Regions from separate parts of the Homo sapiens genome. Here all the other regions are linked to region 1. The links are chromatin contacts, found by Hi-C or POLR2A ChIA-PET in ENCODE. All regions are on one chromosome and are shown on one strand. The core of a region is the stretch at or near the end of the contact, and the rest is flanking DNA. Distances in the headings are between cores, read along the strand shown. Region 1 overlaps JARID2 (jumonji and AT-rich interaction domain containing 2). Region 2 has its middle 390 kb from the start of JARID2-DT. Region 3 has its middle 450 kb from the start of LINC01108.

Region 1 (2,700 bases), core at 117-2,616:
GGGTACCCCTAGAGCAGAGGTGAGAAATTGTGAGTTAAATGAGGTCTGAACCAAGGGTTTTTGCTGCAGGGAAAGAACCTGACCACGAATGTCGATGAGCAGCATGTGCAGCCTCCAGGAAACAGAGCATGCACAGCCCAGCGAGAATTGCTGGCACACTCAGAAAACGCTTCCTTAGCTCTGTGCTATCCAACCTCAGACACTGAAACCCAGGAACTCAGGTTCACCTTGCTGATCAAGGTGAAGGCACAGTGCGTGAAATACAAACTTCCCTCCCACACTTGGAAGATTTCCATGGGAAAGGTGAATATGCACAAGCAAGCACTGTGATGTGAGCCACCCCAAACCTACCAACTCCAGCTCACTGCAGGAAAAGTAAAGAAAAAGAGTATTCGTCCAGAAGGACAGAGAACCACCCACTAAAATCAACAAGTAATCACAGATCTACTTGCAGCAGCTACCTGAAACAACAGTCAGCTGAGCTGGGCCCTCTCCTGGACGCGCTTCTCTCCAGGGTCCTTAAACAAAAGGACCTCTAACATTGGAGGACCCAAGAGAGGATTTCGGGAGCTGTAGGTTCTGCTCAAGATAAGCTAAAACTTTTCCCCTTTCTATCCATCGCTCAGTTTATAATGAAGCAAGGCATTTCATGTACTTCAGAAAAGAAGGAATACATCCCTTGGCAGAAGAGATTATTTACTAGAAGAGGTCAGCTGAAGAGTAACACTAGGCATGACAGCAAGAGGTGCCCCTCAGCACAGTTGTGGACCAGGCCAGACCCCAGTTCAAACTGCACCCCCACCCCCAGTACAGCTCACCAAGCCAACTGCTGTCCAGATGCACACACCTGAAAATTCAGACCTACATTTGCTACAACTTATGGAAGGTGACATGGTACAGTGGCAAAGTCCAGGCATTATAGATGTGAAAGCTTAGATCCAAATCCTATTAACTCAGCTGCCAAGTGAGGGTGGTAAAACCTTAAAAACAGGTATTTCAAAAGAATTAAGGTAAAAATTTTTAGCACAATATTATCTAGGCTAAGGTCAGTTCTTCCTAACGGAAGAGACAGATTACATAGCTTCAAAGAAGGACTTCTAATAGTCACAGGCTTTATTATGGAATGGAGTTTACTATTTTTATTATAGGCCGAATGCTTATGTTTATTAATTTTGAATTTTTTTTCTTGGAGTCAGGGCTTACTTACGCTGTTCACCTTTTTTTTTTTTTAAAGACTAACAAAACTAAATGAAAAGCTATGACCGTGGCTAGTTCCATTTCCTGATGGTACGTGTCTCTCTCACACTCTCATTCAACATTCAAAGAACAGAAAGAACTTCCGCTTTTAGTGAAGCTAGACAGGATTTATACCTCTTGCCTGTCTGAAAGAACTAAAAATCCACACAAAACAACGGCCACCATATAGCAACATACTGTGATCCCTGACGGATGGAAAACAAATGATCCCTCCAGCTCACTGCCCTGAGAGAATGTCCAGGCTGCAGCAGTTACGGAAAGGGCAAGCAGAGCCGGGGTTGAGAAACACAAGGGGAGGCCAAGGTGATATAATGTGTAAGGCAGAGCACAGCAGAGGCCAGAGCCACACAGACAACAATGGAATCTGCCAAAGGCGCTCCTCATGTCTTCCGCTGAGTACTAACAAGCACATTTGTGTTAGGAAGCTACCCAAGAGAAAGTATTTCCAGAAAGGATTAGCAGGAACAGTATCCAAATTGTAAAAGCACCAGGAATAGTGCCCATTCTTACTAGCCTACATGGTAAACATAATCCATAGGACATCAAGTAAAATACTCGTAAGGGTTTTTGCCTGAGTAGCAGGGAAACAATGCCTCACAGTAAACACTGCTTTGGCCCTACCTAACCATGCTTGAAACCAAGATCCAAACAGATCAAACTGTTCCCTAATAATCAGATCTCAGAACAATGCTCAAGAATATGTAGAGAAATACGAACATTTCCCACAGCCAGAGAAAAATTTAGTGTCTGTCAAGTAATAAAAAGCTACCAGACATGCAAAGATGCAGGAAAATATGACTGATGAGGAGGAAGATTAATCAATCAAAACTGTTTTGTAAATAATGGAAGACAAAAATAGCACATATACTCAAATATCTCTTGTAACTGTACTCCACATGTTCAAGAAACACCAAAGAATAAGCATATTACTAGAGACACTGAAGATTATGGAAAGACCAAAATCTAACTTCTTTTTTTTTTTTTTATGGAGTCTTGCTCTGTCACCCAGGCTGTAGTGCAGTGGTGTGATCTTGGCTCACTGCAACCTCCGCCTCCTGGGTTCAAGCAATTCTCCTGCCTCAGCCTCCTGAGTAGCTGGGATTACAGATGCGCACCACCACGCCCAGCTAATTTTTGTATTTTTAGTAGAGACAGGGTTTCACCATGTTGGCCAGGAAGGTCTTGAACTCCTGACCTGGTGATCCACCCGCCTCGGCCTCCCGAAGTGCTAGGATTACAGGCGTGCCCAGCTGTAACTTCTAAAATATAATAACAATGTCTGAGATAAAAGATATATTCAATAGTCTTACCAGCAGATTTAGGGTATAAACTATCTAAAATGCAACATACAGATCAAAAAAGGAACAAAACACATGAGCTATGGGACAACTTCAGAGTAATATATATGAAAATTAGGTCCCCAAAGGGGAGACGAATGCACAC
Region 2 (2,700 bases), core at 39-2,538, 560 kb after region 1:
TTATACTGAAAGTTTTCTGAGGGTTTTCTTCTGCTAGTTTTCACAACCCTTAGTGATGAGATCCCAAATGAGATATATAAGTAAACAGTAAGGATGGTGGGTGCCTTCATGTTCCTGGGAGGATAACTGCTGTCATTGTCATTGCCTTAGCTCTTTGGATACGAAAGCTTTCTGGTTAGGAACCAGAGAGAGGCTCCTACCAATGAATTATTAATGAATGCATTTGATATTTTTCTCCATTGCCTCCCCAATTGCCTATCTAAGGAAAACAGTGCTAACCAGATAAATTAAATGCCCTTTTACAAATTGACCTACTCTGGGGGATGTAATGGAATATATATATATATATATATATTTATTTATTTTTTGGTTTTTTTTTTTGAGACGGAGTCTCACACTGTCTCCTGGGCTGGAGTGCAGTGGCGCTATCTGCAACCTCCGCCTCACGGCTTCAAGCGATTCTTCTGCCTCAGCCTCCCAAGTAGCTGGAATTACAGGCGCCCACCACCATGCCCAGCTAATTTTTTGTATTTTTAGTAGAGACGGGGTTTCACTATGTTGGCCAGACTGGTCTGAAACTCCTGACCTCGTGATCTGCCTGCCTCGGCCTCCCAAAGTGCTGGGATTACAGGTGTGAGCCCCCGCGCCCTGCCATGTACTGGAATATTTGTTTCACAGTTGCTAGTGCTACAGTGTGTTTGTGTACTTTTGTATCAGGTTGTCCTGGAGCTGAATCCATCAATTCAGGGGGAGAGAAGGAGGAGGCTGCTCAGAAGAAAGAGTCCTGGCTTAGCTTTGGGTTTCATGTTAGAATTGTTTTGTGCAAAGTGAGAGAATCTTCCAGTCCATGCTTTGCTAAGAAAGAAAAGTATTTCCCAAATTCCAATAAGTTTCCATCTGCCTGTGAAAAGTAGACCCTGGAGGTCTGAGCACTGGGTGTTATTATCTTACACCATGATGTGCAGAACAGAGAATCTGACATAAGGAAATTATCTGTACTGCTGGACATGGAAAACCCTTCTAGTTGAGAGAGGAAGGACTGAGGAGAGAAGGAGAAAGGGAATAGGTGTGTTCTTAGTTTCTTCCTCAGAGTTCCAGTCTCTTGCTGAAGGCGGGGGTGGAAGTGGGGGCGCCGGTGGGGGGACGTGTGAGATGCGGGTAACACATCTCAGATAAGTTGCAGGAAGTTGACACTGAGGGGCGGTGCTCCCACTCCACATTCAGAGAATGAAAGGAGACCCCCCCACACACACCCCCGTGATGGTGCCCGAGGCTGAGGCGGGGCTTCCCCACAGAGAAGAAAAGAGGATGTGACGTGTCAGTGAAGAGAGCCTTACGCGGTGGTTCCACGCTTATGCCACACTGTGTTTTGGTGGGAGATGTGGACGGTAGCTGAGGTGTGGGCTGGGTGAGCCCACTGAGGGACTTCACCGGGGGAAGGGCAGAGTCTTCTGCATACGCAGCTAGAAGGTGGCTGCTGGAGTTGGCATCAATAGGGAGATGAAGCCTGACCCTGGGGCACTTGTGGGACCAGGGAGAGCTCAGGTGGACCAGGCGGTCAGCGGGCGGGAAGGCTAAGGTCCCCGGAGCAATGAGTGGGTGATGCCCCACTCAAAGAAGAGACGCAGAGTCACACCGGCCTTGGTGCTTCAGCAACAACAGCAGTGAGGACAGAGGCCGATGCCCAGGTGCAGGCAGGGGACACAGCAAGGAGCAAGAGCGAGGCCTGAGGCCTTCCTGTCACTGCTGGGAGGATGCCAGTGCTTATCTCTACCCCTACAGAAAGTGGGTAGGCTGAGTCCTGGAGAGAGAGGAGATGCCCTGCAAAACTGGGCACTTACTGGGAGACATTGGGTTACCCCAGAGAGACTGTTCCGAGCCAGGACATATGGAGTTCTTCCCTCCCTGGCTCCCGACACAGTAGTTGGAATTGGAAATTCTGAGCAAGTCAGAGAAGAACGTAAAATGTGTGTGTGCGTGTGTGTGCACACATGTATGTAATGTTGATCTGGTGATGCTTCAGGAAAAGCAGGTTCTTAGCTGAATTTTGTCCCTCCCCCCCCGTCAAATTCATATGTTAAAGCCCTAACTAATCTCCAGTTCCTCAGAATGCGACTGTATTTTGTCTTTTTTTTTTTTTTTTTTTTTTTTTGAGGTGGAGTCTCAGTCAGTTGCCCAAGCTGGAGTGCATTGGCGCGATCTCAGCTCACTGCAGCCTCCGCCTCCTGGGTTCAAGCTATTTCCATGTTTCAGGCTCCTGAGTAGCTGGGATCACAGGTGCCTGCCACCGTGCCTGGCTAATTTTTGTATTTTTAGTTGAGATGGGGTTTCGCCATGTTGGTCAGGTTGGTCTCAAACTCCTGATCTCAGGTGATCCAGCCGCCTTGGCAGGGATTACAGGCATGAGCCGTATTTCATCTTTAAAGAGGTAGTTAAGTTACAATGAGGTCCTATGGGCGATCCTTAATCCACCATGACTGTGTTCATGTAAAAAGAGGAGATGAGGACGCAGACACTCACAGAGGGAAGACCATGTGAGGACACAGTGGAAGACGCCATCTGCAAGCCAAGGAGGGAGGCCCCAGGAGACACCAACTCTGCTGACACCTCGACCTTAGACTTCCAGCTTCCAGAACTGTGAGAGAATACATTTCTGTGTCCGGCCACCAGTCTGCGGTATTTTGTTATGGCAGCCCTCAG
Region 3 (2,700 bases), core at 67-2,566, 690 kb after region 1:
TAAAAAAGTACTGAGAAGTGACAGAAAGTTGCTTCACATCTACTCTATTTTTCAAGAAAAACATTACTATTTTCTCTGAATATGGAACCACCCCAGTGCTTCTGTGAAGTGGAGCTGGGTTATTCAGAGGCCCTTTCTGGTTTTATCTTGTCTTTCACACACTTGGCAGGACAGGTATTCTGATCTCCAGTGCATAACTGAGGACAGAGCACATGGAGGGCAAGAGACCTTGAATAACTATAGAGCTGCTTAACTCAGCACTGGGATAGGAATTCAGGACTCCCTACTCAAGGTCTGTGCCTCTAGCACTAGTCCACACCAAGGGCATTTCCTTAACGGTGGAGATTTTCTTCATGAGTACATTCATTCCCCTCAGACTTAAAAGTTGTCACAAATCCCAAAACTATACAAAGCATGAGCATGGCATTGGTGGCTGTGTGTGTGTGTGTGTGTGTGTGTGTGTGTGTGTGTGTGTATGTGCGCTGGGGGCAAGGGACCTCAACCCCACAGAGACTTAGCCTTACCTGTTGTAGGTAGCTGATGGGAACATTTGTTCCCTGCTGTCCTTGTTTCTATTGGGGACATGTTTCCATTGAGTAAATCCCCTGGCCGCCTGCATCCTCTCTCTCCTTCACTTCATTGGAGGAAGAGGAACTTCAGTCGGCCTGGGAGAAGCAATGGAAGATGTACGCCTCACCTATTCCTTTCTCTCTGGGAAGAGCCTGAGGAAAGTAAACATCCTCTGCCCCTCCAAGCCTTAACTTTTAAGTGGTAAATCTCCATGTTGCAAAGTTTCTGTTTGCCATCAGTGGTACAATATTAACAAGCCCAAGGACCTGAAATGATAGCCACCAACCAAGACTTTGTCAACTTAAAAGAATGGTGATATTTTCCCTCTATCTGCCTGATTCCTATTCCTCTTAATTGGCTCAGAAGTTGGGCAGGAAAGAGGGGTCCTATTTATTGGGTACCCTAAAACCCCAACATAAGGGAAGTCTTTTCTGGTTTCCTCTGGGAAACCTTAGGTTCAACAGTGGCCTGTTGTGGATAAAGATCTACTCTTGGGGGTGACCAAGGATTTGGGGGCAGGAATTTGGAATGAGAACCCAGGCAAGCTGAACTAAAATGCTAACTGGGCAAGGGTGTCCTGTCTCCAGTTTGATGACCAAGGGAAGGTCCTGACTCACTTGGGGCTTATGAAGGGTAACAAGGGGGACTTCTCAGTAAATCAACCACTCACTCTTCATGTGACAGTAAAAGCAGTCATGGAACAAACAAACTTCCTGCCAAGGCTCCTTCTTGTTACCGCAAACTTTCAAGTGTGAGTAACCATGTGAGCAAGGGGGAACCCAATAATTACTAGAATAATTCCTTTGTGTGTGCTGAAGTTCAGTTCATATCTGACCTCCCCAGCCAAAAGTAATCTCTCTTCTCCAGACTTCTACGTCCAGTATCTGGAACTTGCATTTGAGACTTACTATTCCTGACTGGCTTTATTATTTGCTTAGTCATTGTGGTGGTGGTTCTTGCTTTTTGTGCATTTTATCTCCAGTCCCAAAGATTTTAAGTTTATTAGGCATAAGGACCATGTCGTATATCTCCTTGTATTTTCCCTGACCATTCAAGGGCCTAGCATAACATTTACTTGCATTTGGAAGTGTGGAAATAAATGAAGACCAACCAAATAAGAATAAGCACAGGCTGTTTATTCAGAGCTACTATCGTTTGTGTTTTGGCAGAGACTCAAATGCGGGCAGAGGAGTGGGAAAACTTCATAGTAGAAAAAAGGGAGGCTCCAGGTATGTGCTGATTGGAGGCTGTTGGTGTGGGAAGCTGGAGGTGGTTCACTAGAAGCACAGATGCCTATGTGATTGCTTAGGGTGCATATTTGCCTTTCTCTGGTTTGTCCTAAGTTGGAAGCAGGGACAAAAATCAGGGAGGCTGTCCATTGTCAGTCAAGTTCTGGCCATTTGGAGCTGATTCTTACAGGGGTTATTGTTTGGCTTCCTAACTTGTTGATAGAGATAGTGGTTAGACTTCTAGAGGTCTGGCTGATGATAGCAGGCTGGCTTCCTGGGCCGATTGCTGTTGCTAATGGGTTGGTGTCCTGGGCTGGCTGCTGTAGATTGTAGGTTGGAGTTGTTTTTAATTATGGCTTGGCCGTTGTCCATTTGTATATTCAGTCTCTTGGTGAGTATCAATAAATCTTGCTTGATTAACTAATAGATTGTTCTGACTATGGGTTGAAGCATGCCCTTTGAATTAATATTATTTCTCTTTCTCCTCACTGCTTGATCAACTGTTTGACAGGTATTCTCCATTTGATTTTTATAACATGACCTTAGAAATAGCGCAAGGGAGAAGGAAACTTGCTCCATTTTTGCTCCTTTTCTTAATTACCTCTTTACAGACCCTATCTCCGAATAGAGTTACTGTCTGAGGCTCTAAGGGTTAGGGCTTCAACATTTGAAGTTTGGGAGGCAGTGGGGCATAATTCCCCATCATACTCTTTGAGGGCCTCATTTAACTGAATATGCTCAGATCTATCTCAACTCAAACACACTCTGAGCCTTTGGCCTGGATGCATCCAAAAGAAGTGAGTAGAATGCTCAGGTGGCCTGTGACTTGCCGTGATTCACTGACCAAACACGAAGGAAGTGGAGCAGATGGTCACGCCATTAGAAGGCAGTCTCTCCTCAG

Evidence for each region. Hi-C counts contacts between places; a loop is a spot of excess contacts on that map. ChIA-PET counts read pairs that join two places held with the same protein, here RNA polymerase II (POLR2A). Pooled maps may share reads with other maps.
Region 2: POLR2A ChIA-PET joins it to region 1 with 15 read pairs in activated B cell. The contact joins two enhancer-like sites. POLR2A ChIA-PET finds 5 or more read pairs at or near these places in 3 of 52 experiments (AG04450, activated B cell and naive thymus-derived CD4-positive, alpha-beta T cell).
Region 3: a loop to region 1 is called in a map of naive thymus-derived CD4-positive, alpha-beta T cell, with 2.1 times the contacts of the local background. The contact joins two enhancer-like sites. A Hi-C loop is called at or near these places in 1 of 168 maps with a recorded cell type or tissue (naive thymus-derived CD4-positive, alpha-beta T cell) and 6 of 50 pooled maps. POLR2A ChIA-PET finds 5 or more read pairs at or near these places in 4 of 52 experiments (PC-3, activated CD4-positive, alpha-beta T cell, activated CD4-positive, alpha-beta memory T cell and 1 more).

Annotation. Positions count from the first base shown.
Region 1 is chr6:15,419,942-15,422,641 of GRCh38, reverse strand. All of the region lies in intron 3 of JARID2 (jumonji and AT-rich interaction domain containing 2), which reads right to left. Among named protein-coding and RNA genes, the nearest start is that of DTNBP1-AS1, 120 kb to the left of the region's middle. RefSeq lists an enhancer at 83-142. Within about 2 kb of position 1,366, at least 8 of the 41 ENCODE cell types and tissues checked have a DNase peak (open chromatin) inside an H3K27ac peak, as active enhancers do.
Region 2 is chr6:14,856,264-14,858,963 of GRCh38, reverse strand. No RefSeq gene overlaps it. Among named protein-coding and RNA genes, the nearest start is that of JARID2-DT, 390 kb to the left of the region's middle. RefSeq lists an enhancer at 1,182-1,311. Within about 2 kb of position 1,288, at least 5 of the 41 ENCODE cell types and tissues checked have a DNase peak (open chromatin) inside an H3K27ac peak, as active enhancers do.
Region 3 is chr6:14,733,552-14,736,251 of GRCh38, reverse strand. No RefSeq gene overlaps it. Among named protein-coding and RNA genes, the nearest start is that of LINC01108, 450 kb to the right of the region's middle. RefSeq lists an enhancer at 2,204-2,700. Within about 2 kb of position 1,316, at least 8 of the 41 ENCODE cell types and tissues checked have a DNase peak (open chromatin) inside an H3K27ac peak, as active enhancers do.